Regions from separate parts of the Homo sapiens genome. Here region 2 is linked to region 1. A link is a loop called in an ENCODE intact Hi-C map of the cell type or tissue named here. Cell type or tissue: mammary epithelial cell. All regions are shown on one strand. Links, peaks and the distances in the headings refer to the core of each region. The heading gives the core; the rest is flanking DNA.

Evidence for each region. A loop is a pair of places that touch in the nucleus more often than their neighbours do. Peaks named below come from ENCODE experiments on the same cell type or tissue, not always from the same donor. Only the 100,000 strongest peaks of a DNase experiment are listed, where the experiment ranks them.
Region 2: it touches region 1 in a loop (3-fold over the local background); 4 of 110 quality-filtered maps call a loop at or near these places.

The regions. Positions count from the first base shown.
Region 1 is chr4:99,701,414-99,717,919 of GRCh38, forward strand. No RefSeq gene overlaps it. Among named protein-coding and RNA genes, the nearest start is that of C4orf54, 52 kb to the left of the region's middle. In mammary epithelial cell, for the core only: no CTCF peak of the experiment used is centred there; DNase peaks (open chromatin) are centred at 9,738 and 10,458; H3K27ac peaks cover 2,166 bases.
Region 2 is chr4:99,754,996-99,771,501 of GRCh38, forward strand. No RefSeq gene overlaps it. Among named protein-coding and RNA genes, the nearest start is that of DAPP1, 54 kb to the right of the region's middle. In mammary epithelial cell, for the core only: no CTCF peak of the experiment used is centred there; a DNase peak (open chromatin) is centred at 8,986.

The DNA.
Region 1 (16,506 bases), core at 4,873-12,872:
ACAATCCTAGTCTTTGATAAAACAGACTTTAAACCAACAAAGATCAAAAAAGACAAAGAAGGGCATTACATAATGGTAAAGGAATCAATTCAACAAGAAGAGCTAACTATCCTAAATATATGTTCACCCAATACAGGAGCACCCAGATTCATAAAGCAAGATCTTAGAGACCTACAAGGAGACTTAGACTCCCACACAATAATAGTGGGACACCCCACTCCCACTGTTAGACAGATCAATGAGACAGAAAATTATCAAGAATATTCAGGACTTGAACTCAGCTCTGGACCAAGCAGACCTAATAGACATCTACAGAACTCTCCACCCTAAATCAACAGAATATACATTATTCTCAGCACCACATAGCACTTATTCTAAAATTAACCACATAATTGGAAGTAAAACACTCCTCAGCAAATGCAAAAGAACGGAAATCATAAAAAACAGTCTTTCCAACCAAAGTGCAATCAAATTAGAACTCAGAGTTAAGAAACTCACTCAAAATGGCACAACTACATGGAAACTGAACAGCCTGCTCCCTGTATGACTACTGGGTAAATAACAAAATTAAGGCAGAAATAAATAAGTTATTTGAACCCAATGAGAACAAAGACACAATGTACCAGAATCTCTGGAACACAGCTAAAACAGTGTTTACAGGGAAATTTATAGCACTTAATGCCCACAGGAGAAAGTGGGAAAGATCTAAAATCGACATTCTAACATCACAATTGAAAAAACTAGAGAAGCAAGAGCAAACAAATTCAACAGCTAGCAGAAGACAAGAAACAACTAAGATCAGAGCAGAACTTAAGGAAATAGAGACACAAAAAACCCTTCAAGAAAAACAGTGAATCCAGGAGCTAGTTTTTTGAAAACATTAACAAAATAGACTGCTAGCCAGACTAATAAATAAGAAAAGAGAGAAGAATCAAATAAATACAATAAAAAATGATAAAGGGGAGATCACCACTGATCCCACTGAAATACTAACTACCATCGGAGGATACTATAAACACCCCTACACAAATAAACCAGAAAATCTAGAAGAAATGGATAAACTCCTGAACACATACACCCTCCCAAGGCTAAACCAGGAAGAAGTCGAATCCCTGAAAAGACCAATAACAAGTTCTGAAATTGAGGCAGTAATTAATAGCCTACCAACCAAAAAACACCCAGGACCATACTGATTCACAGCCAAATTCTACCAGAGGTACAAAGAGGAGATGGTACCTTTCTTTCTGAAACTATTCCAAATAATATAAAAAGAGGGACTCCTCCCTAACTCATTTAATGAGGCTATCATCATCCTGATACCAAAACCTGGCAGAGACAGCAAAAAAAGAAAATTTCAGGCCAATATCCCTGATCAACATAGATGCGAAAATCCTCAATAAAATATTGGCAAACCAAATCCAGCAGTACATCAAAAAGCTTATCCACCACAATCAAGTCAGCTTCATCCCTGGCATGCAAGGCTAAGTCAACATACGAAAATCAGTAAAGGTAATCCATCACATAAACAAAACAAATGACAAAAACCACATTATTATCTCAATAGATGCAGAAAAGGCCTTCAATAAAATTCAACACCACTTCCTGCTAAAAACTCTCAATAAAATAGGTATTGACAGAACATATCTCAAGATAATAAGAGCTATTTATGACAAACCCACAGCCAATATCATACTGAATGGGCAAAAGCTGGAAGCATTCCTTTTGAAAACTGGCACAAGACAGGGATGCCCTCTCTTACCACTCCTATTCAACGTAGTATTGGAAGTTCTGACCAGGGCAATCAGGCAAGAGAAAGAAATAAAGGTATTCAAATAGAAAAAGAGGGAGTCAAATTATCTCTGTTTGCAGATGACATGATTGTATATTTAGAAAACCCCATTCTCTCAGCCCAAAAACTCCTTAAGCTGATAAGAAACTTCAGCAAATTCTCAGGGTACAAAATCAATGTGCAAAAATCACTATCACTATACACCAATAACAGAAAAACAGAGAGCCAAATCATGAGTGAACTCCCATTCACAATCGCTACAAAGAGAATAAAATACCTATTAATACAACTTACAAGAAATGTGAAGGACCTCTTCAAGGAGAACTACAAACCACTGCTCAAGGAAATAAGAGAGCAAATAAATGGAAAAACATTCCATGCTCATGGATAGGAAGAATCAATATTGTGAAAATGGCCATACTGCCCAAAGTAATTCATAGACTCAGTGCTACCCCCATCAAGCTACCATTGACTTTCTTCACAAAATTAGAAAAAACTACTTTAAATTTCATATGGAACCAAAAAAGAGCCCGTATAGCCAAGACAATCCTAAGCAAAAAGAACCAAGCTGGAGGCATCACGCTACTTAGCTTCAAACTATACTACAAGGCCACAGTAACCAAAACAGCATGGTACTGGTACCAAAACAGATATATAGACCAATGGCATAGAGCAGAGGCTTCAGAAATAACACCACACATCAACTATTTGATCTTTGACAAACCTGACAAAAACAAGAAATGGGGAAAGGATTCCCTATTTAATAAATGGTGTTGGGAAAACTGGCTAGCCATATGCAGAAAACTGAAACTGGACCCCTTCCTTACACCTTATACAAAAATTAACTTAAGATGAATTAAAGATTTAAATGTAAGACCTAACACCATAAAAACCCTAGAGGAAAACCTAGGCAATACCATTTAGGACATAGGCGTGGGCAAAGACTTCATGACTAAAACATCAAAAGCAACGGCAACAAAGCCAAAATTGACAAATGGGATCTAATTAAACTAAAGAGCTTCTGCACAGCAAAAGAAAATATCATCAGAGTAAACAGGCAACCTACAGAATGGGAGAAAATTTTTGCAATCTATCCATCTGACAAAGGACTAATACCCGGAATCTACAATGAACTTAAACAAATTTACAAGAAAAAAACAAAAAGCCCCATCAAAAAGTGGGCAAAGGATATGAACATTCTCAAAAGAAGATATTTATGTGGCCAACAAACATATGAAAAAAGCCCATCATCACTGGTCATTAGAGAAATGCGAATCAAAACCACAATGAGATACCATCTCACGTCAGTTAGAATGGCGATTATTAAAAAGTCAGGAAACAACAGATGCTGGAGAGGATGTGGAGAAATAGGAACACTTTTACACTGTTGGTGTGAGTGTAAATTAGTTCAGCCACTGTAGAAGACAGTGTGGTGATTCCTCAAGGATCTAGAACCAGAAATACCACTTGACCCAGCAATCCCATTACTGGGTATATACACAAAGGATTATAAATCATTCTTCTGTAAAGACACAGGCACATGTATGTTTACTGCAGCACTATTTACAATAGCAAAGACTTGCAATCAACCCAAATGCCCATCAATGATAGACTTGGTAAAGAAAAGGTGACACATATACCCCATGGAATACTATGCAGCCATAAAAAAGGATGAGTTCATGTCCTTTGTAGGGACATGGATGAAGCTGGAAACCATCATTCTCGGCAAACTAACACAGGAACAGAAAACCAAATGCCACATGTTCTCATTCATAAGTGGGCATTGAACAATGAGGACGTATGGGCACAGTGAAGGGAACATTACACACTGGGGCATGTTGGGGGGCAGGGGGCAAGGGGCAAGATAGCATTAGGAGAAATATCTAATGTAGATGACAGGTTGATGGGTGCAGCAAACCACCATGGCACATGTATACCTATGTAACAAACCTGCACATTCTGCACATGTATTCTAGAACTTAAAGTATATTTAAAAAGAGATGGCTATAATAAAAAACAAATGAAAAACAAAAACAAAAAATAATAATTCATATGAAACTGGTTTTATACTCCCTTCAATCAATCACACTTTGGAGTTTGTATAAAATATATCTTATTTCCACACACAAATATATTAACCAGAATAATGAACACTTACTTAGTTTCCTTGTTCAGATTATTTACTAACCATCATTACAAAGACTGAAAAGCCAGGATGATTTCCTATTTGGTCTAATTAATTTTAATTGTGTATATAAATATGAATATATGTTCATATGATAAATATTATATACCAAAATTAGTATGAGACGGATCCAATCAAGAACCCATTTAATAATTGGACAAATTCGATGAAAAGGACAAATTACCCCTGCCAAAACCAATTACTATCAAAATCAACACAAGTAGAAATCAAAAATCTTAATAACTCTTCATTTAATAAAGAAATTGAATTGCTAATTAGAAATCTTCCCAAACACACAAAAATCATGACTCAAATGGGCTCACTGATGAGTTCTCTTAAATCTGTAAACAAACAATAATACCAATATTACACAAGCTTTTTCAGAAAATAGAGAATTACATTACAAATTTGCCAGCTTCCCAACTCACTTTTTGAGGATACCATACCCCGGTTCCAAAACTTGACAAAAATACTGCAAATAGAGAAAATTACAGAACAATACTTCTCAAGAATATTGGTGCAAAAATCCTAAATATATTTTCAACTGAAATTCAGCAATATGTAAAAAGCATAATACACTCTAAGTAAAGTGTAAGTTTAGTTTAACATTCAAAAATCAAGAATGCAACTCACAATATTAACAAAATACAGGAGAAAAATCATTTGATCATCTCCATACGCGCAGTAAAAGCATTGCACAATATCCAATATCCATTCATGACCAAAAAACAAAGCTCAGTAAACCAGGATTAGAATTAATCTTTCTCAATTTGATAAAAAGGCATATATAACAAGAACCCACAGCCAACATTTTACTTAATAGCAAAAGTCTGAATATTTTCCTTCTAAGATTGAAAGCAACACAAGAATGTCCATTTATACCACTTCTCTTCAACATGTCATTGGGGGTCCCAGTCTATGCAAAAAGGCAGTGGTACTCAGGAGGATGATTTTGCCCTGCAAGAGATTATTTTGCAATGCCAGGAGACATTTTTGGTTTTCACAACTCTGGGGAAAAGGCGATGTTACTCTTACCTACAGGGTAGAGGTCAGGGATGCTGTTAAACATTCTAGGACGCACAGGACAGACTCAAAATGTCAATAGCACTGAGGTTGAGAAACCCCCCAGTAAGACAAGGAAAGGAAATAAAATAATATATAAATTGGAAAGAAAAAATGAAAACCATATTTATCTTCCAGATGACATGATTTTTCATCTAGAAATCATGAAGAAATCTATTTTTATTTTTATTTGTTTACTTACTTATTTATTTTTGAAACAGGGTCTTGCTCTGTTGCCCAGGCTGGAGTACAGTGGCGCGATCTTGGCTCACTGCAACCTCCACCTCCCGGGTTCGAGCAATTCTCCTGCCTCAGCCTCCCAAGTAGCTGGGATTACAGGTGCATGCCACCACACTCGGCTAATTTTTGTATTCTTACTAGAGATGGAGTTCACTATGTTGGCCAGGCTGGCCTCGAACTCCTGACCACAAATGATCTGCCCACCTTGGCCTCCCAAAATGCTGGGATTACAGATGTGAGCCACCGTGCCTGGCCAGAAATCTATTTTTAAAAACTACAGTACTAGAACTGGTGAGTGAATTTGTAAAGGTCATAAGAAATAAGATCAATATACCAAAAAATTAACTTTCTTTTTATGTACTTGCCGAAAACAATTGGAAAATATTTTTAAATTATAGCAACAAACATACAAAATATTTCAGAATAAATTTAATGAAAGATATAAAAGATCTCTATACTTAAAATTATAAACATTCCTGAAATAAATTTTAAAAATCTAAATGAATTTCAGGAGAGATATAGAATATTCATGGATCAACAAACACAATACTGTTAAGAGGTCTATTCTTCCCAAATTGATCTATAGGTTAAACCCAGTCCCAATCAAAACACTGAAGCATTTTTATAGAAATCAACAATATAATTCTACAAAAAGTTGGAGCACTCACATTTTATTTCAAGACCTATGATAAAGCTACAGTAATTAAAAAATTTAGAATTATCATTAGTATAGACAAAAAATAGGAAAGATTTAAGAGTTGGGAAATAAACCCTTATATACAGAGTCAGTTGATTTTCTATAAAGGTTTCAAGACAATTCAATAGGTGAAGAAAAATTGTTTAAACAAATGGAGCTGGAAAAACTGGAATAAATATATGGAAAAAAAATAAGCCTCAACTTCAACCACACATTATACATAAAAATCAATTCAAGATGGATCACACGCCTAAATGTAAAAGCAAAAATTATAAAGCTTCTAGGAAAAACATAAGAGAACATCTGTGGAACCTTGGGAGACAAAGATTTCTTAGAGGTGACACGAAAAGTACTAATTATATATGAAAAATAGATAAATTTGATTTCATTAAAATTTAAAACTTTTATTCATCAAGACACTATTAACAAAATGAAAAGGCAAACCATATATGGGAAAAATATTTACATACCCATAGCTAACAGAGAAGTTGTACCCAGAATAGAAATACTAAAAAAAGCAACCCAATTTAAAAGTGGGCAAAATATTTGAACCACAATTTACACCCAGAAAGTAGCTTTAATCCACAGGGAAAATTAGCACACATAAAAATGACTGTTAGCATTCCTCATCTCTATTGCCTTCTACAGGTTGAGTATCTCTTACCCAAAATGCTTAGAACCAGAAATGTTTCAGATTTTGATTTTTTTTAGATTGTAATATTTGCTTTATACATCCTAGTTGTGCACCCCAAATCAGAAAATCTAAAATTCAAAATGCTTCAGTGAGTATTTCCTTGGAGCATCATGTTAGCACTCAAGAAGTTTCAGATTTTGGAGCATTTCAGATTTGGGATTTGTGATGCGCAACCTGTACCACTAAGAAGTCTCACAATTTCACTATCGAAGAAAGATGGGTGATATTCTTTACATTATGAATGCAATCTAAGACATGAATCCTCTAAGCTTGAACGGTTTTGTTTGAAGAGGTGAGAAAGACAAATTTTAAAATTACATTCTTAATGCAGGAGCCTTGAACATGGCAGATTAAGCACAAATATTTATTTCCTCCCCTAAACCCTATTAAAACAACAATAAAAGATAAAAATATTCTAAAACCACAATTTAAAAAGAGAATAGACTACGGGAAATGAGGTATGTCAATAAACTTTTGGAAGATGAGATGTTGGCTAGGCAGAGTAAAGAAAGCTGAAATGTAAGCATCTAAGATGCAAAGGAAGATGTTCAAAAATAGCAAGCTGTTTCATACAGCAGCACCAAGGAGAGTCCCAAGCATTGGATGCACCAGTTACTGTGGAAGTAGATGGTGAGAAATGTAGTGAGAAATGATAAAAGTATGTATAAAGAGCATGTAGATTCCCAGGTAGCCTCCCACACCTCATAGCTAAGTGACTACCTCTGCTCCAATCTAGCAAGGACTGGAAGGTGTATTCTCTAGAGAATCCAGGCAGTCTTTATGGCCAATGACAAAATTCCATTTTAAGCTTTTAGGCAAATTCAGAATTTAGAAAACTTGTATCTGCACAGTAAAGAAACAGTTTGCCAATACATAAAGACTTTTCTGATTAATGGCTTTATTAAGAATGTGTTTATTTGATATTATACAATAAAAAGTGTCAAATTTGGAAGATCTGCATATCTCAGTGAAGCAATATTTTCCAAATGAGCAATATGCCATGCAGAGAGCAACACACACATGCACACTTACGTATGTATGAATATATTTATTTTTATGACCTCCATATATTGAAAACTTTGGGGTTTATATTAGCTTTCCCTGTTTTCTGTAATTGTAACTTTTTTCTCCAACTTTGTGAAATCTTGCTCCCATTATTCTCAATCTGCTTTCACATTTGGTCAGTCCTCATATGAAAGCAATCTACTGACCTTGCCGGGCTGCTACAGAACTGGATGTTCCTATCTCATAAAAGCACCCAACACCTCTGTGAGATGCTGCTGCCTTTGTAAGATGTGCCTTCCTTGCTCAGGCCCCTGGTCCCTATAGTTTTTGGGTAGCATTATTATGGAAGGACAGAAAGGAGGGAGGGGAAAAGAAAGTGTCCTTATATTTAATGTAGTCGAATTCATTCATCTTTTCCTTCATGGTTTGGATTACTTTTGTCTAAAAAATTCTACCCTATTCCAATTTTTAAAGATATCCTACTATATTTTCTTCTATAGGTTTATATTTTCTCTTCCTCACTTAAATCTTTAGTCTACTTAGGACTGATTTTTGTTTGTGGTAGGTAGTAGGGATCCAATAATAATAATTTTGTAATGTGGATAACATTTGTTCCATTACCATTTATGGAGGTATATTTCTTTATTATAAAATATAATTTTTAAAATAGTAAAGTGAAAGTAATCTACTTTAGTTTGAAGAAGAACAGAAGAAGAGAGAACTTAAACCCTATTATATCATGTCTGAGCTTCAGTAGCTCATGTTGACTACTGTTCTGCTGAGGCTAAGACATGATGTAGAGCTGCATCTTCCGATACAGTTTGCTTCACGCCGTAACGTTTCCTGAGAAGAAAATTCAAATGTTAAACCATGGTAGGCAATTGTATTTCTGATAGAACTAAAGGATTATCCTGCTTGTGTTACCAAGAAGCTATAATATATTGAAGCAGAAATTGGAGAACTACTCATGTAATTTTTCAGTAGAAGGCTTACACTCATCATTTGCATGTTATACATTTTCTCTGATTAATATTTCCCCTGATTAATATTATGCCTGCACAAATGCTCATGGCTGCCCTTTGACATAAATACTTGTCACAGCTGATACTGATGAACACAGAGTCACTTCTGACTAGCCAACTGGCTATGCTGACTCATCAGAATGTAGATTCTCTAATCTTTTCTTAATAAGATAACATAGCAAATCCAGAATGTACTTTAATTAAAATAATTGCAAAAACATAAGAACCTATAGAAATAAATGTTTCATAAAAATACATAAACCTTAAAAGTTTACAGAATGCTTGTGAGTGAATTAAATTCCTATACACTTAGTGAAGTTTAATGTTTGAATGATACCAGCATTGTGTGCCAAAAATCTAATGTAAAGATTAGGTCTAGGCTGGGAGCAGTGGCTCACACCTGTAATCCCAGCACTTTGGGAGGCCGAGGTGGACAGATCACTTGAGGTCAGGAGATTATAACCAGCCTGGCCAACATGGTGAAATTCCATCTCTACTAAAAATACAAAAATTAGCTGGACGTGGTGGTGCACACCTGTAATCCCAGCTACCCAGGAGGCTGAGGCAGGAGAATTGCTTGAACCCGGGAGGTGGAGGTTGCAGTGAGCCAAGATTGTGCCACTGCACTCCATCCAGTCTGGGTGACAGAGTGAGGCTCCATCAAAGAAAAAAAAAAAAGATCAGGTCTATTCTAAAATAACTTCTTACTTTTCCTGAATCATGGTATGATGATTTCAATTGTTTACATTCTTTGAGCTGCAGTTTACATGTAGTACATTATTTTAAAAACATCCTATTGAGACATACTAGTGTGTCTTGTGGACCAGGAAAACCACTTTCAAAATAGATACTATGGGCTTTTTCTGATATTAAGCTTAGGGAGTAATTGATACTTTGAATTTGTCAGTTACTAGCTCTTCTTTTCCCTTGATGGAAACTGTGTCTGTTGTGCTTATAGTCAGCATAAAATAGTTTTGCTGTTGCTAAGTAGTGCAGGTACAGGATACTAGAAAATGACATTTCAGAGTTTCCTCAGGGGTGAGTCACCTAGAACAACCTGGGGCAATGAGTAGAGCTGCTGACATAAGTTTGGTTACTCACTGAGAGTCTCCTTGTTCTGAAAATGAGCTAAGATTTAAAGGCATCTTTTAGAGAGGAAATAGGAACTTAGGGAACCCATATGGACAATTCCAAAATGAAAAGACAGACATTCTGTTTCTCCTAGTCAGAAGTAACTGATAGAGATTTGAAATGAGAATGGATGGAATCTGTCATCAGAGACAGATAAATAATGATAAGATTTGGCCCTGATGCCAATTTGGAATAGTAGATGAGGAAGCTGAGCTTATTTTGAGGGTGAAATGAATCTTAGTATCTCACTAGCTAGTAAACATGTAGTATCAAGTAAATTATACAAGCTGGAGTGAAATGAATGAGGGCATAAGGCTGAATATTTTGGGCCCCAATGCCATAGAGCCCACCATGAATGAAGTCAGTGAGATGGTGATGGCTCAAGACAGAAAGCTTGAGAACACATTGAGAAATGGCTTTCTTCCTGAGGGACAGTGAGTAGGGTGGAAATGAAGACACAGTGACTGAGCACCCTGGGACTCTGAGAATCAATTCTGGATGAAACTGTTACCATAATTTTAACAGCATGAATCCACATCTGTTTAATCTAGTAAACGTAGACAGGGTGTGAACAAGAAGGAACTAAGGTGGAGTAATGCTTTCTAGCTAAGATACATGTGGTTAGGTTTAGTCACGTGAGGTGAGGTTTAGTCAGGTAAGGGGAAAAAAGCTGTGCTTTCTGTGCCATCCAATTCTATGCTAGAGTCAAAGACTAACCTGCTCAGGTGAAGTAAGAGTAATTTTCCTACATGGTGGCAGCATGGTTGGGATGAGAGGTGCAGTGTATGAGTAAGGATGTGGTGTGCAGATGACAGGGGCCATTCTAGCTAAGGAAGCTGGAAAGACGGTGGTAGGGCAAAGCAAAAAGATGAGCAAAGCAAAAAGGTAAAGCAAAGCAAAAAGGTGGGACAGAATCAGGGCAGCTAAGGATTGTAAACCTCATCCAGCCTGGAATTTTTCTGTGCAGATATGTCAACTATACTTTTTATGGTCATTTGACAGCTGGTGAGAAGTTTTAAACCTGCAGAGGTTATTAGTGATTACCTTTGCCATCGCTGAGTAATGATGAATAGAGCATTTACATAAGCTGCAGCTTTGTGCACACAGCAGTGGCCCTCAACATTACTCTGCTTCTCAAACCTACAGAAAGATTTAGAAAAGGTATAAGAATGGATTTAACTTATGATAGAAATCTCAAAACAGGGCCATACCTTGTGCAGAATACTAAGTGATACAGAATGGAAACAGCAAGCCCTTCTTAATTGTCCCAAGCTTGCTAGGGTCTGTTTCTCAGTTCTTAGTTTTTGAAGAAATCATTTTTCCTGGGCTTGTTTTCTGAACCCAACACCTGGATTTGGGCTTTTGAAAATAAAACTCTTTTTCCCCCAATTCCAGTCATTCCCAATCCCCTTTCCTACTTCCCATGCCCACACACCTCTCTATAGCTGGAACACACACACACACGTGCACACACACACACACACACACACATCCATTACCTGCCCTGTGCTTCTGAGTGTTGACCCATCTGGCTCTCATAGCAGAATGCCACAGCCCTGTCTTTATTCCAAGATCTGCGCTATCTGGGTCTTCCTTGGATAAACTCACAATACCAATTGCTTTCAGAAATGAGTTGACAACTACTGTCATTCATACTTGTTTATACGCCCTAGCATCTATACTCAGCACCAAAGAAAGACATGAAAGGAATGTCCACTCCATGGTGTATCATCTCTTTTCTGGTCAGAGAGGACCTCTAGGCTGATTAAGTTTCTTTCCTTCAAGTTTGATAAGATCTTGAGACAAGCAAATCACACTCAGGAAATAAAAATTTGTACAATGAAATACTTGTTATCAGCACACTGAGAGAAACACCACTGCCAGGAAGAGTAAACTCTAATTTTAACTGGTCAACAGGTTGTATTTCCCATTAGAAAAGCTATTTGTAAAAAAGAACAGTTATTTGTCTAGTGACTACAAAGTTAAAAATTAAGAGAATTGGGTGGCTGTGGGATTAAGACAGAATCTAGCAACTTCCCTTTGCCTCTGGAACTCATCTTCCTGTAATCTCGATTAGTTGTGTGCCACAAAATAGGAGTTCTCATCTCCATGGGCAATGGAGATTAGATCCTAAAACTGCAACCCTTAAGCCTAGTGACCTTCTGTTATTGAAATTATGCTTGTTTCTCTGACTACTCCCCTACCGATTTAACTACAGTGAAGTAATTTGAAGATTTAAGCATAACAATTTTGCTTTGGAAATAAGACTATATGACAGATAGATAATCATATAGTGCCCGAAAGTTATTAGGTGCTCAGAAAATATGAGAAATACATGACAAATAAGAGAATACAAGTAATTCAAGATTAAATATCTTGAAGAACTTTATGAAAAATGGAATCGGAAGTAGCCATTATTTGTTTCAAATTCCTTTGAAAATAAAGTAGTTTATAGAATTATGAATTAATAACAATTATTCGTATGCAAAGGACTATTCAGTAAGGTGAGAGAATGCCATATTGTTCATTTGGAATCTGATTTGTAAGATTCTATTCAAGAAAACCCAGTAGTAACAAGGCAGGGATAAAAGTCTGCCAAATCAGATTGAGCACTTACTCAAAGCTTCTTATTTCCAGATATACCGGGAAAAGGAGCTCTTGGAAACAAGAAAAAAAGTAGAGAATACATGGAGTGTACACATACACCTTTTGAATGAAATGATACTTTATGCATAAACGGCCATGCTTTGAACCATATGATGGTGTTACGATGAGCACAGCTAATTGCCTCAAAACAGGCTTTTGAGCCAAAAGCAGCAATCTGTAGTCTGGCCTGCAGTTCACCAGTTGGCTGGAGCCATAACAATGCATAATAAGGATGCTCACTAGGTGCTCAATACATATTGCAGTCAGATTTTCTATCTCTTCGAGAGTTTAGCTCTAGGAGAAATGCAGCTAGTGGAGGAGAAGAGAACCTGAAGGAGGCAGGAATAAGGTAGCAAACAGAAGCCTTGGGAACACAAGGATGACAGGGTATTTTCTATGGCAGCTGGAGAGATAAGAGCAGTAAGGATAAAATGCTGAGTCGCCGCAATCCTGGAACACCAGAGAGTCAACAATGTGCCCTGTTGATGTATTGAAACCACCTTGGCCAAAGTATGACAGTCAGAGAAATCTGACGTGGCTGACTCCATTTTGCTTCTAGCCTCACAGGCTGGTTCCCTTCGCTCATTCCTGGGCATAGCCCAAGCTAACTTTGGGAGAAACTTAATTTATAGCTTATGTAATAATAGACCTTTCTAAAAACTAAACTGTTCTTGTAAAGCTTAATGAAATGGCACCAAGTTAGGAGGATGAGAGGGGCTTGAATTCTAAATAATTTTCAGTCATTATTCTGGAGGTCATAATATTTGCAATTTCCCCTATTAGTCTTGAAGATAACATAACTGTTGTAGAACAAAGATTGGCCTCTTGAGGTGTCTTTTCAGGTTTTTGCGTTTCTGACAACCAGATGTCACCACCTAGACGTGCCAACCAGTCCTGTGGCCCCCACCCTAGAACTGACTCAGCACAAGAGGACAGCTTTGGTTCTCTATGATTTCAACTCCAACCCAACCAATCAGCATGCTTCCTACCCTAGCCTCCTGTCCACAAAACTATCTTTGAAAAATTTCTAACCTCTGAGCCTTCAGGGATTCATTTGAGTAATAACTCAGTCTCCCACATGGCATTGCTGGCCTTATGTCAATTAAACTCTTTCTTTACTGCAATGCCATGGTCTTGGTGAGTTGATTTTATTTGTGTAGTGAGCAGGAAGAACCCATCGGGCAGTTACGGGAGTGTGGAAATAAACAAAGACCAACCAAATGAGAAAAGCAAAGGTTATTTATTCTGAGCTTGCTATAGCAGAAGAGTCTGCATCATCCCTTGAGTTTTGGCAGAGATTTAAAGGCAGGCAAAGAAGTGGGAAAGCTTTACAATGGAAAAAAGGGAAGGCTTCAGGCATGCACTGATCGGAGGCTTTGGCCTGGGGAAGCTATAAGTGGGCTAACCAGAATCAGGTTGTCCTGTGTGATTAGTTAGGGGTATATATTCTGATTTCTCTGGTCCTAGGTTGGAAGCAGAGATCAAAATTAGGGATGCTGTCAATTATTAATCAAGTCCTGGCTATTTGGGGCCTATTGCTATAGCAGCTACTGTTTAGCTTCCTGGATCATCACTACAGATAGCAATCTGGCTTCCTGCAGGTCTGACTTACAGCAGGATGGCTTCTTGTGTTGCTCATTGCAGATAAGGAGCTGGTTTCCTGGGCAGGTTTCTACAAGTTGTGGATCAAAGTTCTATTTTTATATATGGTCTGGACATTGTCCATTTGCATATCAGTCTCTTGGGAGTCTCTATTGTTTGTATTCAAATTGATCACCTAGTCCTTCATAGGCCTGGCTCTCTGATCACTAAGATGGTTTCTTTCCTTTTCTGCTTCTAAAACCATTTCTGTTTCTAAACTAAGACTATCTCAGCTTTAGAAACTCTCATACTGCAGGAAAGTCTTCAGTTCCAGGCAAACTGGGATGGTTAGTTATCCTGCCAGTATATATCCTTTCCAGAGCCCTAATTAACTGGGTTAACAAGCAAAGCATTGATGGTTTTTAAGAACTCATCCTGTTCAATATTCTCTGTTCCTAGAAAAATTAAAAAGTCTAACTAACAGAAGGAAAAAGTAAAGTCCTTGTTTTTAATAAGCAGAGTAGTAATGATAGGGACAAGAGGCAGGGAAATTTTGGGCAGAAGGGGGCAGGTCCCTGGCAAGGGTGCCACCTGGGAGCCTGGAACCACAGCCCAAAGTGAGAACATACATTCCTGTTTTCCTGCTCAAATGTTACCTTTTCCAAAACCTCCCATGGCCTGCCCTGCCCCACATGCTATGTCCATAAAAACCACAGGTTCCACCAGCAGAAGAGAGGAGAAACAATGGATGTCGGAGGCTACAGTTAGAGAGAAGCAGCTTGACTTCAGAGGGACAGCTTGATGGCATAACTTCAGAGAGGAGTCCAGCTGGAGACAGCCAGACTCCAAGAGAAAATTACCTTCCTGCTCCATCCCTTTTTCATCTCCCCTTCCCGCTGAGTGCCACTCTCATTGGCAATAAGATCCTCCACATTTACCATCCTTCAAATTTGTTCATGTGACCTCATTCCTCCTGGATACTGGATGAGAACTCGGGTGCGGGTGCAAAAGACTGTCACATTGACCCTCCACTGAGGTGTTAACACTTAAGCTGTCCACAGGTGGCAAAACTAAAAGGACGTTGACTGTAACACTCTTCTGGGGCTTCAGGGTTTGCAGGCACCCCCACTAGACGCTGCCACAGGACCTATACAGAGTTCATTCCTGCCAACAGCCAAAAGCACTCACCCAGGCTCCTGCACTTGCTCACCTGCATGCTCCCTTCTGCAAGGAGTTGAGCACAGCGGGTTTGAGTGAGTGGAGTTTGCCCCTGCCAGCGCTGAAGCAGCCAGCTAGTTCCCATGCTCACACTCTAGTTCCGGTCCACAAAAGGGTCGGGGAAATTTTCCTGCTTCACTAAAAACTACATTTGTTTATAGATTTATTTAATATTATTTGCATATCAGTGCTGCACAAGGAATCAGGAGGCCTGTATTGGCTGCCAACCAGCTATGTAAACTTGGGTAAATTGCAAAGGAGTGTTGGGGCTCAGAAAATAATACCCCAAAGTATGGTGCTTTGGCATGCTGAGTACTTTGAACTAAAGAAGAACCAAGGTCTCTGATCCTCTTCTGCCCTCCTATCTCTCATCCCTCTTTCTCCTCCAAGTGCAGGGAGGGGCTTTCCCTGAAGTTTGTTTATTTGACTAAGGGAAGTTTCTTGCAAAAGAATGTAATTGTCATGAGCTCCTGCCTTAAAAGTCCATCGAACAGGGAAGATTAACTCATAGGAAAGAAGACTAAAGGTCACTATACCACCTATACTGTCACCTGAGAGACTACCTGCATAACAAAACACCTTTGCTCACCATACATTTCCTTCCCTCACCCTTTCACAGCTTGTGTTGATCCCTCACATGAAGAAGTCCTAAGCCTCTATTTCTTTCTGTAGCTCAGAATGCCATTTATAGCCTGGCATGATGGCATGCACCTATAGTCCCAGCTACTCAGGAGACTGAGGCAGGAGGATCACTTGAGCCCAGGGGTTTGAGGCAGCAGTGACAGCTATTATCACACCACTACACTTCAGCCTGGGTGACAGAGCAAGACCCTGTCTCTTAAAAATAAATTGCTATTTAAACTTCAACCATCTGACCCTTCTTTGAGTCTTATATTTTGTGAGGCTCTTGGGCATTTGCATGTAATAAATTTGTATGCTTTTCCTCTTGTTAATCTGTCTACTGTTAGTTTATTCCAGAGATGCAAATTATCAAAACATCAGAGTAGAAGGAAAGTTCCCTTCACTCCTACAAGAGCATAATAGTAATTTTTCCATTTTCTGGAGACAATGTACAGATATGGTTTTGAGAATTCATTCTCTATAGATTTGAAAACATTAATGAACTTTTTTAGCTCAACTTTTCTCATTTGTAAAATGGAGATTCTAATAATCTAGCTTTTCAAGTCAGTGTAAGAAGTATATGAAATAATGTATATAAAACAAGTATCGCATTGC
Region 2 (16,506 bases), core at 4,375-12,374, 53 kb after region 1:
GCACAGGCTTGTGTCCTTCTTGGTCTTCAGTTTTCCCTCTCCCTGTGGGAGAGTTTTGACTGTCAAAAAACCTTTGCTAATTGCTATATGCCTAGTGCTGCGCTGGGGATGAGGCTCCTAACACATACTGGTGAGCAAGATGGCTTAACAGCTGTGTGTGGCATTTAAAGGACAGGGGAGGATGCCACAGTGAGGCTTTCTTTGTGAGAGCCCTCCAGTTGGCACAGTATCTAGGAGAGGTGCTCAATATTTACCTCCCATATAAGCCTGCTATTTTTTATTGTTTCACTCCAGTTCTTTGAATATGTACAGCCATCACCTGTTTGCAGCGGGCTGCCTCCCTCTTTGGGCTCTTTACTCCAGGAGCCCCACACAACTATGTGACCCATTAGCTGACATTGCTTACTGGCTTGTTTGTTGTCTACCTCTCCACCAGGCAGGAGAGCTTTATCTGGGAACATTCCATCCCTGCATGAATAAAAGTTTGTTCACCTCCCCCAACAGCCCAATATATATGTCTGTTCCCACGCCATATATAGTTTCACAGCTGGGTTGTTATAATTATGACTGAGAATTATTTTTTATCTAAACTAAAGTTACTATTTGCCTACAATCTTCTCAGTATGTTTTTTGTGGGGGAGGAGGGCTGAAATATCACATCTTCATCTATGCAGATCTGTATGTAATGAAGAAAAGCAATTTTGCACATTCAGAGAACTTGAAAATGAAAGTTTGCATTACTCATACTATAAAAATGTTTTTCTCCCACAGCACAACTCCAGAAATCCTTTACTCAAATCATTTATTCTGATATAAATCTTATGACTAAAAGTACAAGCCTTTGGCTTAATTTATTCTTGAATTCTCAAAGCTGAATATTCATTTAGTTAATGCTTCATGCTTCAAATCACATTTATCAGCACATAAAAACACTGGTCAGTCTCAAATCCACCAAAGAGTTCTGAAATTCAAACACAACTGTGAAATCCAAAAGCAGTTTATTAGTGATAGTTATTTGCTAAGAATTGGGGGACACCTTGATAGCTTTGATCCAGTCTATTAAGTGTAGTTCAATAGACTAAATCCATTGTGCCAGGCAGAGGGGAGGCAAAGATGCTTCCAAATTCCTGAAGGTCTGGGCAGATGGCTGGGACACAAACAGATCATTTGACAATTTCAACGCAATGCCTAAGTACTATGGCTGTCTTTTGCAGTGGTTACTTTGGGAATACAGAGAGGGAACATTTTCTCAGGAAGCACTTTGGAGATCTGAAGGAAATGTCCACCAGAACTAAGGTGAGAAAGATGTATAGAAATTAATGAGGTCAGTCAAGATGCGGATCTCAGTTTCAGCAAAGGAATTTCCCCCTCCCCCGTCACCACCCCCATCCCGTCCCCCTCTTCCCGTGTATGAAGTATGAGTTAGGGAATGGTAGGAGATGACACCAGAAAAGTTTTAGGTTAACCATAAACCATTATTACAGTCAGCCATTTTGACCTAGAGAAATGGCTATTTCATGTGGTTCTAACCAGTGAAGTTGGTCATGGACAACTTTTATACTAATTCCAGGTTAAGGAACTTGAGATTTATCTTGCATAGAATAAAAAACTAATGAAGCATTTTAATCAGGCGAGTTTCCAGCTCAGTGCTGCATTTTAGACAGATCATTCTCACACACTGAGAAGGTGGCAAAGACCAGTTTATTCCTGTCACCAGTTTCTCTCTCTCCTTTTCTCTCATTTGGGAACCGCCCAGATGAGAGATGGAGGCCTACATCAGGATGAAGGCACTAACACAGAGGAGGGAACAGATTAGAACATGTGATCACAAGATAAAACCTGTCAGAACCGGGGGCTGGTTCTCAGTGGAGAGAAAAGAGTTAAGTCCCAGGTTTCTGTTTGTGTGACTAGAGGGAAGCTGGAGCCATTAACTCAGATGAAAAAAGAGAAAAGGAGCAGCTTTAGAGTTTAAAATAATGAGTATTTTTGACATATTGATTATGATGTAGTTGCGGAAAATCCAGAGAGTTGTCCAGAAAGAAATTGGAATATAGGGGTCTAATCCATGGAGAATTCTGGACCAGAAAAGGAAACACAGCAGCCGCAATATCATCAGGGTGAAGCGCGGGTAAAGCAGGAGGGTGGGAAGCAGGCGGTCAAAAGCATGAGTGGCTGACACTGCCTAGAAGCATAGGATTTTTTTCTTTTTGAGACGGAGTCTCGCTCTGTTCCCAGGCTGGAGTGCAGTGTGGCACGATCTACGCTCACTGCAACCTCCGCTTCCCTGGTTCAAATGATTCTCCTGGCTCATCCTCCCGTGTAGCTGAGACTACAGGCGTGCACCCCCATGCCTAGCTAATTTTTGTATTTTTAGTAGAGACAGGGTTTCACAATGTTGGCCAGGATGGTCTCGATCAAGATTGACCTCGTGATCTGCCAGCCTTAGCCTCCCAAAGTGCTGGGATTACAGGTGAGAGCCACCGTTTCCGGCCAGAAGCATACAATTTTCAAGGGGACTTTAAAGACAATATTTTTTACATGCTTTTCAAATGAAAAACCTTTAAAAAAAAATCTTAGAAGTCCAAAATATGAAAAAGAAGTGCTTTGATTGAAATGGAGGCGAGAACTGCACAATCCCATGTGCTCAGGCTCCCTACTCCTTTTTCTTCCTAAGGCAGCCCCAGCAATCTCTGAGGAAAACAGTTGAAAGACAAGTGATCTAGACCTCTCTAGAGTGGTCAGAAAACTACCTCCTGCACACCAAATCCAGCCCCGTACCTGTTTTTGTGAATAAAATTGTATCAGAACACTGCCATATTCATTTGTTTTTTTTTTTTCACATTTGTTAATCATTTGAATTTTTTGATGACTTTTTTTTTTCTTTTTATTGAGGCAAGGTCTCACTGTCCCCTAGGCTGGAGTGCAGTGGTGCGATCTTGACTCACTGCAACCCCCCTCTCCTGGGTTCAAGCGATCCTCCCACCTCAGCCTCCTGAGTAGCTGGGATTACAGGCGTGTGCCACCATGCCAGGCTAAGTTTTGTATTTTTAGATGGGGTTTTACCTTGTTGGCCAGGCTGGTCTTGTACTCCTGAGCTCAAGCAATCTGCTCGCATCAGCCTCCCAAAGTGCTGGGATTACAGGCATGAGCCACCACACCTGGCCTAATGATTCATCATTTTGGTCAGTCATTTAAATGACTGAATTTTTGAATTTTTTAAATGAGTTTTTAAAAGTTTTCTTTTATTTTTATTTGACATATAATAATTGTACATATTTATGGTGTACAGGGTGATGTTTCAATCCATGTATACCACTTGTTTTCTTATTGTCTACCTCTGCTTTCACAGCACAACAGCAGAGCTGAGTTGTTACATGGACTATATGAACCTCAGGGCCTAAAATATTTGCCATCTTTCTTTTAAAGAAAAAGGTTGCCGACCCCTCATTTGAACTAAATCTTTTATTTTACAAATGAGAAAAGCTGAGGTCCAAAGAGTTTGAATAATGTCTGACAAGCTGCTCAGGCTGGAACCCAAGTCTTGGGATATAGACCCTGCTGTCTTTGTTTTTAAAAAGGAGAATTAGTAATCAACGTGCCAGAAAGTGAACTGGATATGTGCCCATCCAAAACAAATCTCATAACAACTTTCTTTCACTATTGAACAATGTGTAGTTTTTAGTATTTTTTAAATTGTGGCTATTAGCCCTGAAATAAATTTAAAACTCCCTTTATCCCATCTGTGTGAGGTAAAACGTTGAATTTTAGTTTTTTTTAAAAACTAATTATCCTGTTACTAGTTGTTCTTCCCTAATTCAAAGACCAGTTTTAGGGTCAAGCATGGTGGCTCATGCCTGTAATCTCAGCCCTTTGGGAGGCTAATGCAGAAGGATCACTTGAGCTCAGGAGTTTGAGACCAGCCTGAGCAATATAGCAAGACCCATCTCTATAAATAATTTAAAAATTAGCTGGATGTGGTGGTGCATGCCTGTGGTCCAAGCTACTCAGGAGGCAGTGGCGAGATGATTGCTTGAGCCCGGGAGGTGAAGGCTGCCGTGAGCTGTGATCACACCACCACACTCCAACCTGGGCAACAGAAGGAGATTCTGTCTCAAAAAAATAAAATAAAATAGATATTTTTAAAGACAAATTTTATTTTTAAATGTGAAGTACTGTGCACCCTCTCTCCCACAGTGATATGGGTTGAAAAATCAGTTCCCTAATGTAGAGCCACCAGGATGGCTCACAGAGGTATAACATCTGCTCCAGGTCAGATTGTACCCTCTTTACAGCCCCCTATATGCCTGGATCCCACCCAGCCCATGGCTCCCACCCCCTCCTCATCGCTTTTCATTCATGCATCACTCCTATTAGTGGACAACATGTAAGAACTGGGGCCAGAAACAAGCTAGGAAAAAAGAATGCAGAACCTTCAGCCCTGAGAGCTGAAGAGATGGACATGAGGCATGAGGGGCAGGGAAGAAAGCACAGGACCTGCCATTTCCAACAGGTGCAGGCACTTGCAGTCCCGCCTCTGTGTCCTCCCCCTCTGTGCCATCCGGTCTTCCACATTTGGGCAGAGAAAGAAACACAAGGCAGGAGGCACATATCACAGAGTTCTAAATGAAGTTCAAGCAGCACCAACTGGGAAGTGGAAAATTTCCCACAGTTCACCAGAAGGAATTTTAGTGTGGTCCGTTAGAGATCTGGAATTGAAGAAACATAAATTCAGTCCATTAGAGATCTGGAATTGAAGAAACATAAATTCAGTGCTGGTCCATATGCTGACAAAGCAAATTGAAAACTAAACTCCACATTCCTCGACAGATATCCTGTATTTTCAGAGCAATAAATAGAACATAGAAACATGAATTTTAAGCACTTTTTTGTCATGCTTCTTTTAAGGATGATTGGGGGAAGTGATTAGTCACAAATGAAAAGGAAAGGGTTATTTTTATAGAGAAATACGAGCTTTCTGCTGAAGTCTTTAAAAGTGTTAGGGTAAAATTCCCAGTGTTCAGATATATTTATAGATCATATGAAGTGGGGGAAGAAGAGTGTGAAGAAGAGAAAAAAATTTGTAAGATGAGTCATTTAACTCTTTTTTATAAATGTACCAACCCACTTAATACACCCATTCCCAGTCTTTTTGTGAATCATTTGTTTCATTTCATATTTTAACCCTGTTGAGTTTAAGTATGATAAAGAAAACCACATAGAAGATGAAATTCAGACTTGAGGTGAATGTTTAGAATCATGCACTTACTTATCAAATACGTATGGAGTTGCTTACTATGTGCTAGGAACTGTTTTAAGAGCCTCATGTCATGTAATTAAGTCTTTCTTGAGTAGTTATGAAGTACATCTGAGAAAGAACTAAGCACTAAAGTATAAAAGTTGATACAGGAAATACTAGGAAAGTTACGATTCAAAAAAATAATGCAAGCAATATGTTAACAACTGGCAACTTTATTTTACTCATCTTACTTCTACAGAGCGGCTCCTCTCCTGAACATTTTGTTCCTTTGTTCTTGGTATTTTGGTGAGGAAAAGAACTCTGTGTCTCAAGGCTTGCCTAGCTTTAGTACTTTGTCTCTCCAAGGGGATGCTTGCATTAATGATTTTCTCACTGCTGCGATTATAAAGAAAAAAATTGCTTACATTTATATGTTGCTTTTTTATTTTATTTTACTTTAAGTTCTGGGATACATATGCAGAATGTGCAGGTTTGTTACATAGGTACATGTGCCATGGTGGTTTGCTGCACCTATCAACCTGTCATCTAGGTTTTAAGCCCCGTATGTATTAGGTATTTGTCCTAATGCTATCCCTCCCCTAGCCCCCAACCCCGTGACAGGCCTCGGTGTGTGATGTTCCCCTCCCTGTGTCCATGTGTCCTCATTGTTCAACTCCCACTTATGAGTGAGAACATGTGGTGTTTGGTTTTCTGTTCCTGTGTTAGTTTTCTGAGAATGATGGCTTCCAGCTTCTTCCACATCCCTGCAAATGGTGTGAACTCATCCTTTTTTATGGGTACATAGTATTCCATATTGTATATGTGCCACAGTTTCCTTATCCAGTCTATCATTGATATGCATTTGAGTTGGTTCCAACACTTTGTTATTATGAATAGTGCTGCAATAAACATATGTGTGCATGTGTCTTTATAGTAGAATCATTTATAATCCTTTGAATATATACCCAGTAATGGGATTGCTGGGTTAAATGTTATATCTGGTTCTAGATTCTTGAGGAATCGCCACACTGTCTTCTACAATGGTTGAACTAACTTACACTCCCAGCAGTGTAAAAGCGTTCCTGTTTCTCCACAACCTCACCAGCATCTGTTGTTTCCTGACTTTTTAATGATTGCCATTCTAACTGTTGTGAGATGGTATCTCATTGTGGCTTTGATTTGAATTTCTCCATTTTCTCCCATTCTGTAGGTTGCCTGTTTACTCTGATGATAGTTTCTTTTGCTGTGCACAAGCTCTACAGTTTAATTAAATCCCATTTGTCAATTTTGGCTTTCATTGCAATTGCTTTTTTGCTTTTCTAAAGTTCTTTTATATATGTTATTTCATAGGTTTCTATGAAAACATTTATGTAAATATGCAAATTAATAATACCCAAATTTATTTAATTGTAATATTTTTACACTTCCCAATTACCAAAACTTTCCATAGATATATGATAGCAGTTTCCTATAATTGCAGTATCCCCAAGTCTTCATTATTTTCTTTTCATCTACCAGAATCTTCTCTTTTCAAGAGTGTGTCTTATCCATTCTGTTGGATCTTCCTTTGGAACTTTTACCTGTTTCTGACTGCTGTGTTTCCACTCAATCAATAACATTATTGACACAATTGTGATTCTGTCTTCCTTCCTTCTTCAATTTGCCCACACCTAGACAACTTTTATTCAGAGACCCAGTATTGTTGGCTTTCCTCCAGCCTCTCTCCACCTTTTGGTCAAAAGTTTGCTATTGGCCCTGAACACTTCATTGCTGGCCAGCAATAGGCAGTGTGAGTCTCCCATGGATGGCTGCCATCTGAGCATGTCAATTTCCTGAGCAAAAGCTTCATCCTCAAGTCCATCCCTTCCTATAGTTCTGCTTCTTTATTTCTTTACATTATATGAACAGGGGATCTCCCTTAATTCATTCATCTGATAAATTATGTGTTTGTTGAGCTGCTGGTAAATGCCAGGCACAAGTGTGTTACCACTACAGATCCAACAATGAACAAAACAGGGATCATCCAAGTTCTCATGGAGCAATGGGAAGTAAATGATTATTGTTTGGATTGTCCTAAGCACCATGAAGGAAATGAACAAGGATCACTGAGGGATTGACATATTCTGTTGGTTTGAAGCAAATCACAGGTTCCACCTGCACTCTTGGGGAGGAGATAATGCAGGACCTATTGTTATAGGGCAGAGACCAAGGACGCCATCTTAGAATTCTGTTTACAACAATATCCCTCATAGGGCTGCTATAATAAGGTATACTAAATAAAATCATGTGGGCCAGGCACAGTAGCTCACGCCTGTAAACCCAGCACTTTGGGAGGCCAAGGTGGGCAGATCACTTGAGGTCAGGAATTCAAGACCAGCCTAACCAACATGGTGAAACCCTGTCTCTACTAAAAATACAAAAATAGCCAGGTGTTGTGGTGCATATCTGTAATCCCAGCTACTCGGGAGGCTGAGGCATGAGAATCACTTGAAACCAGGAGGCAGAGTTTGCAGTGAGCTGAGATTGTGCCACTGCACTCCAGCCTGGGTGACAGACCGAGACCCCATCTCCCAAAACAAATAATAAAAAATAAAATCATGTATATAAAGCACTTAACCCAGTGTCTGGCAGGTGGTAAGCACTCAACAGTGAGCTATAATTATACCGCTTCTTTGCTGTACTTTTAAAAATTTACTGCCAGAAGGATGTCAGCTACTTATAACTAAGCACTGGCAGCACCTTCCAATCACCGTCACAAGAGTGTCTCTTAAATATCTTTCCTGGGATCTTTATCTCTCTCTGCTAGTCACTTGATTGGTTTCCCCACCAGCTGGCACTAGGATACAAGACCCCATCATTGGCATCTTCTCAGGCACATTATATCATGGGTGTTCTTAAGGAGAAAATTATATTTGTCTGTTCAAGTTTCTTCTATAGTCCTGAACATCGTAAGTGTCTTCCCACCCCATCCTTTGGCACATTTGTTACTTCCCCACTGCTGTCTTGAACCTCTGCAGCATCCATGCCATGGCCTCTGCTGTTCTTTGCAGCTTTGCAGCAAGTTCGTCTTGAAACCTCTTGGAACGATGTTTAAAACATCAGCAGCTTCCAAAGTCTAATTTTCTTTTGCTTAAGTGAAAAGACTGCCACTGTCCTTGCATCATTGGACTGATCATGTCTGTACCCAAGATTCTCAGCATCCCATGGGAGCTTGACCTGTGTAAAAAGGAACCTAAAAGCTCATTGCCTGAATGGCAAAATAAATCTAGGGTTCCAAGAGATGCTGTTGTTATTGTGTGAATCTGTCAGAAGGTGGGCATGAAAAATGGTGCAGATCTAGAAAGGAGGATTCAGCCTCAAGGAGAGAAAATGGAAGAGACCCTAAGAAGAAGCCATAATATATACTAGCCAGGTTAAGTTCAGAGATAGACTCCTACAGCCTGGTGCCCAGAATGACATCGTGTGAACTGATAGCCTTGAAAAGGGATTAAAGCAAAGAAAGGGAGAACTCGGGTTTGCTTAAACATCACTGCACCCAGACCCATAGGTGGAAATGGTGAATGGTCTGGCAGGTGAGGAAGGACAGTGCACTGGAGGGAGAAAGTGTCCTACCACATGAGATAATTTTTGCATCTTTAACCTCAGCTTTATTCAACTTAAAAGTGGCACTCTTTTTGCCAGCTGGCATACTGTCATGAGTGACTCAACCTTTTAGCAACTAATTCTGGCAAATTTGTTTCTGAAGTGTGAGTCATCCTAGTGAACCCTATTGCAGATCTTCTGAGTACCATTCACAGCATTTTTCTATGTGTGCCCTGGCTGACTCAGGCCATTGCAGACGTCAACTATTTTGACACTGCTGCTATATTATTTGACTGCTAACTGAACCCTAACTTGCATTATTTCCCTTCTCTCTCTACTTTTCCTGCTTCCAAAGCAGTCTCTTAAAGAATTCTGCTTTCAAAAAATCTGTTTATGCAAAAATCATACACACATAAATATATATATATATACATACATTAAAATGTTTACCTATACTAGTGGTTGTCCCTGGATAGTAGGTGCACTTGTTTCCCATTGACACGGTTTGGCTCTGTGTCCCTACCCAAATCTTATCTCGATTTGTAATTCCCATATGTCAAGGGAGGGAAGTGATTGGATCATGCGGTTTCATCCATGCTGTTCTCATGACAGTGAGTTCTCACGAAATCTGATGGTTTTTTAAGTGTTTAGAAGCTCCTCCTTTGCTCTTCTCTCTCTTGCTGCCTTGTGAAAAAGGTGCTTGCTTCCCCTTCGCCTTCTGCCGTGATTGTAAGTTTCCTAAGACCTCCCCAGCCATATGGAACTGTGAGCCAATTAAACCTATTTCCTTTATAAATTACTCAGTCTCAGGTATTTCTTTATAGCAGTGTGAAAAAGGACTAATACACCCATAGTTGTTGTAACAAATTACCACTAATATGGTGGCTTCAAACAGCACCAGTTTGTTATCTTACAATGCTGTCATTAGTGATATGGTTTAGAATTTGTCCTCTCCAAATCTCATGTTGAAACTTGACCCCCAGTGTTGAATATGGGGCCTAGTGAATGGTGTTTGGGTAATGGGGTTGATCCCTCAAGAATGGCTTGACGCTTTCCTCACAGTAATGAGTGAGTTCTCACTCTGTTAGCTCATGTGAGAGCTGTTTGTTTAGAAAAGCCTGACATCTTTCTCGCTCCTTCTCTTGCCATGTGATGCCTGCTTCCCCTTTGCCTTCAGCCATGAGGAAAAGCTTCCTGAGGCCCACCAGAAGCGAATGTTGTCATTATGCGTCTTGTGCAGTCTGCAGAAATGTGGGCCCAACATAAACCTCTTTTCATTATAAATTACTGACCCTCATGCAGTATTCCTTTATAGCAATGCAAAATGGACTAATATAGTCAGGAAATCCAAACTGAGTTTCACTGGGTTAAAATCCAGATGTCAGCAAAGATGCATTTCTTTCTAGAGGCTCTAGGGGAGAATCTGTTTCTTTGTCCTTCCAGTTGCTAGAGGCTGCCTGCATTCCTTGGCTCATGGCCCCTTCCTCTGTTTTCAAAGCCAGCCCAACCTTCTGATGCAGCCATCTCTCTGGTCTGTCTTCTGACTTCCTCTTTCATTTGTAAGGACCCTTGTGATTACACTGGGCCCACCTAGTTCAAGAGAATAATTTTCTTACTTTTTTTTTTATTTTTTATTATACTTTAAGTTTTAGGGTACATGTGCACAATGTGCAGGTTAGTTACATATGTATACATGTGCCATGCTGGTGCGCTGCACCCACTAACTCATCATCTAGCATTAGGTATATCTCCCAATGCTATCCCTCCCCCCTCCCCCCACCCCACAACAGTCCCCAGAGTGTGATGTTCCCCTTCCTGTGTCCATGTGTTCTCATTGTTCAATTCCCACCTATGAGTGAGAATATGCGGTGTTTGGTTTTTTGTTCTTGCAATAGTTTACTGAGAATGATGATTTCCAATTTCATCCATGTCCCTACAAAGGACATGAACTCATCATTTTTTATGGGTGCATAGTATTCCATGGTGTATATGTGCCACATTTTCTTAATCCAGTCTATCATTGTTGGACATTTGGGTTGGTTCCAAGTCTTTGCTATTGTGAATAATGCTGCAATAAACATACATGTCCATGTGTCTTTATAGCAGCATGATTTATATAGTCCTTTGGGTATATACCCAGTAATGGGATGGCTGGGTCAAATGGTATTTCTAGTTCTAGATCCCTGAGGAATCGCCACACTGACTTCCACAATGGTTGAACTAGTTTACAGTCCCACCAACAGTATAAAAGTGTTCCTATTTCTCCACATCCTCTCCAGCACCTGTTGTTTCCTGACTTTTTAATGATTGCCATTCTAACTGGTGTGAGATGGTATCTCACTGTGGTTTTGATTTGCATTTCTCTGATGGCCAGTGATAGTGAGCATTTTTTCATGTGTTTTTTGGCTGCATAAATGTCTTCTTTTGAGAAGTGTCTGTTCATGTCCTTCGCCCACTTTTTGATGGGGTTGTTTGTTTTTTTCTTGTAAATTTGTTTGGGTTCATTGTAGATTCTGGATATTAGCCCTTTGTCAGATGAGCAGGTTGTGAAAATTTTCTCCCGTTTTGTGGGTTGCCTGTTCACTCTGATGGTAGTTTCTTTTGCTGTGCAGAAGCTCTTTAGTTTAGTTAGATCCCATTTGTCAATTTTGGCTTTTGTTGCCATTGCTTTTGGTGTTTTAGACATGAAGTCCTTGCCCATGCCTATGTCCTGAATGGTAATGCCTAGGTTTTCTTCTACTAGGGTTTTTATGGTTTTTGGTCTAATGTTTAAGTCTTTAATCCATCTTGAATTGATTTTTGTATAAGGTGTAAGGAAGGGATCAAATTTCAGCTTTCTACATATGGCTAGCCAGTTTTCCCAGCACCATTTATTAAATAGGGAAGCCTTTCCCCATTGCTTGTTTTTCTCAGTTTTGTCAAAGATCAGATAGTTGTAGATATGTGGTGTTATTTCTGAGGGCTCTGTTCTGTTCCATTGATCTATATCTCTGTTTTGGTACCAGTACCATGCTGTTTTGGTTACTGTAGCCTTGTAGTACAGTTTGAAGTCAGGTGGTGTGATGCCTCCAGCTTTGTTCTTTTGGCTTAGGATTGACTTGGCGATGTGGGCTCTTTTTTGGTTCCATATGAACTTTGAAGTAGTTTTTTCCAATTCTGTGAAGAAAATCATTGGTAGCTTGATGGGGATGGCATTGAATCCGTAAATTACCTTGGGCAGTATGGCCATTTTCACCATATTGATTCTTCCTACCCATGAGCATGGAATGTTCTTCCATTTGTTTCTATCCTCTTTTATTTCCTTGAGCAGTAGTTTGTAGTTCTCCTTGAAGAGGTCCTTCACATCCCTTGTAAGTTGGATTCCTAGGTATTTTATTCTCTTTGAAGCAATTGTGAATGGGAGTTCACTCATGATTTGGCTCTCTGTTTGTCTATTGTTAGTGTATAAGAATGCTTGTGATTTTTGTACATTGATTTTGTATCCTGAGACTTTGCTGAAGTTGCTTATCAGCTTAAGGAGATTTTGGGCTGAGACAATGGGGTTTTCTAGATATAAAATCATGTCATCTGCAAACAGGGACAATTTGACTTCCTCTTTTCCTAATTGAATACCCTTTATTTCCTTCTCCTGCCTAATTGCCCTGGCCAGAACTTCCAACACTATGTTGAATAGGAGTGGTGAGAGAAGTCATCTCTGTCCTGTGCCAGTTTTCAAAGGGAATGCTTCCAGTTTTTGCCCATTCAGTATGATATTGGCTGTGGGTTTGTCATAGATAGCTCTTATTATTTTGAAATATGTCCCATCAATACCTAATTTATTGAGAGTTTTTAGCATGAAGCGTTGTTGAATTTTGTCAAAGGCCTTTTCTGCATCTATTGAGATAATCCTGTGTTTTTTTATTTGGTTCCGTTTATATGCTGGATTCCATTTATTGATTTGTGTATATTGAACCACCCTTGCATCCCAGGGATGAAGCCTACTTGATCATGATGGATAAGCTTTTTGATGTGCTGCTGGATTCGTTTTGCCAGTATTTTATTGAGGATTTTCGCATCAATGTTCATCAAGGATATTGGTCTAAAATTCTCTTTTTTGTTGTGTCTCTGCCCGGCTTTGGTATCAGGATGATGCTGGCCTCATAAAATGAGTTAGGGAGGATTCCCTCTTTTTCTATTGATTGGAATAGTTTCAGAAGGAATGGTACCAGTTCCTCCTGGTACCTCTGGTAAACTTCGGCTGTGAATCCATCTGGTCCTGGACTCTTTTTGGTTGGTAAGCTATTGATTATTGCCACAATTTCAGATCCTGTTATTGGTCTATTCGGAGATTCAACTTCTTCCTGGTTTAGTCTTGGGAGAGTGTATGTGTGGAGGAATTTATCCATTTCTTCTAGATTTTCTAGTTTATTTGCATAGAGGTGTTTGTAGTATTCTCTGATGGTAGTTTGTATTTCTGTGGGATCGGTGGTGATATCCCCTTTATCATTTTTTATTGTGTCTATTTGATTCTTCTCTCTTTTTTTCTTTATTAGTCTTGCTAGCGGTCTATCAATTTTGTTGATCCTTTCAAAAAACCAGCTCCTGGATTCATTAATTTTTTGAAGGGTTTTTTGTGTCTGTATTTCCTTCAGTTCTGCTCTGATTTTAGTTATTTCTTGCCTCCTGCTAGCTTTTGAATGTGTTTGCTCTTGCTTTTCTAGTTCTTTTAATTGTGATGTTAGGGTGTCAATTTTGGATCTTTCCTGCTTTCTCTTGTGGGCATTTAGTGCTATAAATTTCCCTCTACACACTGCTTTGAAGGCATCCCAGAGATTCTGGTATGTTGTGTCTTTGTTCTCGTTGGTTTCAAAGAACATCTTTATTGCTGCCTTCATTTCGTTATGTACCCAGTAGTCATTCAGGAGCAGGTTGTTCAGTTTCCATGTAGTTGAGCGGTTTTGAGTGAGATTCTTAATCCTGAGTTCTAGTTTGATTGCACTGTGGTCTGAGAGATAGTTTGTTATAATTTCTGTTCTTTTACATTTGCTGAGGAGAGCTTTACTTCCAAGTATGTGGTCAATTTTGGTATAGGTGTGGTGTGGTGCTGAAAAAAATGTATATTCTGTTGATTTGGGGTGGAGAGGTCTTTAGATGTCCATTAGGTCTGCTTGGTGCAGAGCTGAGTTCAGTTCCTGGGTATCCTTGTTGACTTTCTGTCTCGTTGATCTGTCTAATGTTGACAGTGGGGTGTTGAAGTCTCCCATTATTAATGTGTGGGAGTCTAAGTCTCTTTGTAGGTCACTCAGGACTTGCTTTATGAATTTGGGTGCTCCTGTATTGGGTGCATATATATTTAGGATAGTTAGCTCTTCTTGTTGAATTGATCCCTTTACCAGTATGTAATGGCCTTCTTTGTCTCTTTTGATCTTTGTTGGTTTAAAGTCTGTTTTATCAGAGACTAGGATTGCAACCCCTGCCTTTTTTTGTTTTCCATTTGCTTGGTAGATCTTCCTCCATCCTTTTATTTTGAGCCTATGTGTGTCTCTGCACGTGAGATGGGTTTCCTGAATACAGCACACTGATGGGTCTTGACTCTTTATCCAATTTGCCAGTCTGTGTCTTTTAATTGGAGCATTTAGTCCATTTACATTTAAAGTTAATATTGTTATGTGTGAATTTGATCCTGTCATTATGATGTTAGCTGGTTATTTTGCTCATTAGTTGATGCAGTTTCTTCCTAGTCTGGATGGTCTTTGTATTTTGGCATGATTTTGCAGTGGCTGGTACCGGTTGTTCCTTTCCATGTTTAGCGCTTCCTTCAGGAACTCTTTTAGGGCAGGCCTGGTGGTGACAGAATCTCTCAGCATTTGCTTCTCTGTAAAGTATTTTATTTCTCCTTCACTTATGAAGCTTAGTTTGGCTGGATATGAATTTCTGGGTTGAAAATTCTTTTCTTTAAGAATGTTGAATATTGGCCTCCACTCTCTTCTGGCTTGTACGGTTTCTGCTGAGACATCCGCTATTAGTCTGATGGGCTTCCCTTTGAGGGTAACCCAACCTTTCTCTCTGGCTGCCCTTAACATTTTTTCCTTCATTTCAACTTTGGTGAATCTGACAATTATGTGTCTTGGAGTTGCTCTTCTCGAGGAGTATCTTCATGGCATTCTCTGTGTTTCCTGAATCTGAATGTTGGCCTGCCTTGCTAGATTGGGGAAGTTCTCCTGAATAATATCCTGCAGAGTGTTTTCCAACTTGGTTCCATTCTCCCCGTCACTTTCAGGTACACCAATCAGGCGTAGATTTGGTCTTTTCACATAGTCCCATATTTCTTGGGGGCTTTGCTCATTTCTTTTTATTCTTTTTTCTCTAAACTTCCCTTCTCACTTCATTTCATTCATTTCATCTTCCATCGCTGATACCCTTTCTTCCAGTTGATCGCATCGGCTCCTGAGGCTTCTGCATTCTTCACGTGGTTCTCGAGCCTTGGTTTTCAGCTCCATCAGCTCCTTTAAGCACTTCTCTGTATTGGTTATTCTAGTTATACATTCTTCTAAATTTTTTTCAAAGTTTTCAACTTCTTTGCCTTTGGTTTGAATGTCCTCCCATAGCTCAGAGTAATTTGATCGTCTGAAGCCTTCTTCTCTCAGCTCGTCAAAGTCATTCTCCATCCAGCTTTGTTCCATTGCTGGTGAGGAACCGCATTCCTTTGGAAGAGGAGAGGCGCTCTGCTTTTTAGAGTTTCCAGTTTTTCTGCTCTGTTTTTTCCCCATCTTTGTGGTTTTATCTACTTTTGGTCTTTGATGATGGTGATGTACAGATGGGTTTTTGGTGTGGATGTCCTTTCTGTTTGTTAGTTTTCCTTCTAACAGAGAGAACCCTCAGCTGCAGGTCTGTTGGAGTACCTGGCCGTGTGAGGTGTCAGTCTTCCCCTGCCGGGGGGTGCCTCCCAGTTAGGCTGCTCGGGAGTCAGGGGTCAGGGACCCACTTGAGGAGGCAGTCTGCCCGTTCTCAGATCTCCAGCTGTGTGCTGGGAGAACCACTGCTCTCTTCAAAGCTGTCAGACAGGGACATTTAAGTCTGCAGAGGTTACTGCTGTCTTTTTGTTTGTCTGTTCCCTTCCCCCAGAGGTGGAGCCTACAGAGGCAGGCAGGCCTCCTTGAGCTGTGGTGGGCTCCACCCAGTTTGAGCTTCCCAGCTGCTTTGTTTACCTAAGCAAGCCTGGGCAATGGCGGGCGCCCCTCCCCCAGCCTCACTGCTGCCTTGCAGTTTGATCTCAGACTGCTGTGCTAGCAGTGAGACTCTGTGGGCGTAGGACCCTCTGAGCCATGTGCGGGATATAATCTCCTGGTGCACCGTTTTTTAAGCCTGTCGGAAAAGCGCAGTATTGGGGTGGGAGTGACCCAATTTTCCAGGTGCCATCTGTCACCCCTTTCTTTGACTAGGAAAGGGAACTCCCTGACCCCTTGCGCTTCCCGAGTGAGGCAATGCCTCGCCCTGCCTCGGCTCCCGCACGGTGCGCGCACCCGCTGACCTGCGCCCACTGTCTGGCACTCCCTAGTGAGATGAGCCCGGTACCTCAGATGGAAATGCAGAAATCACCCGTCTTCTGTGTCGCTCACGCTGGGAGCTGTAGACCGGAGCTGTTCCTATTCGGCCATCTTGGCTCCTCCAGTTTTCCTACTTTAAGGCAGCTAATTAGCAACCTTAAT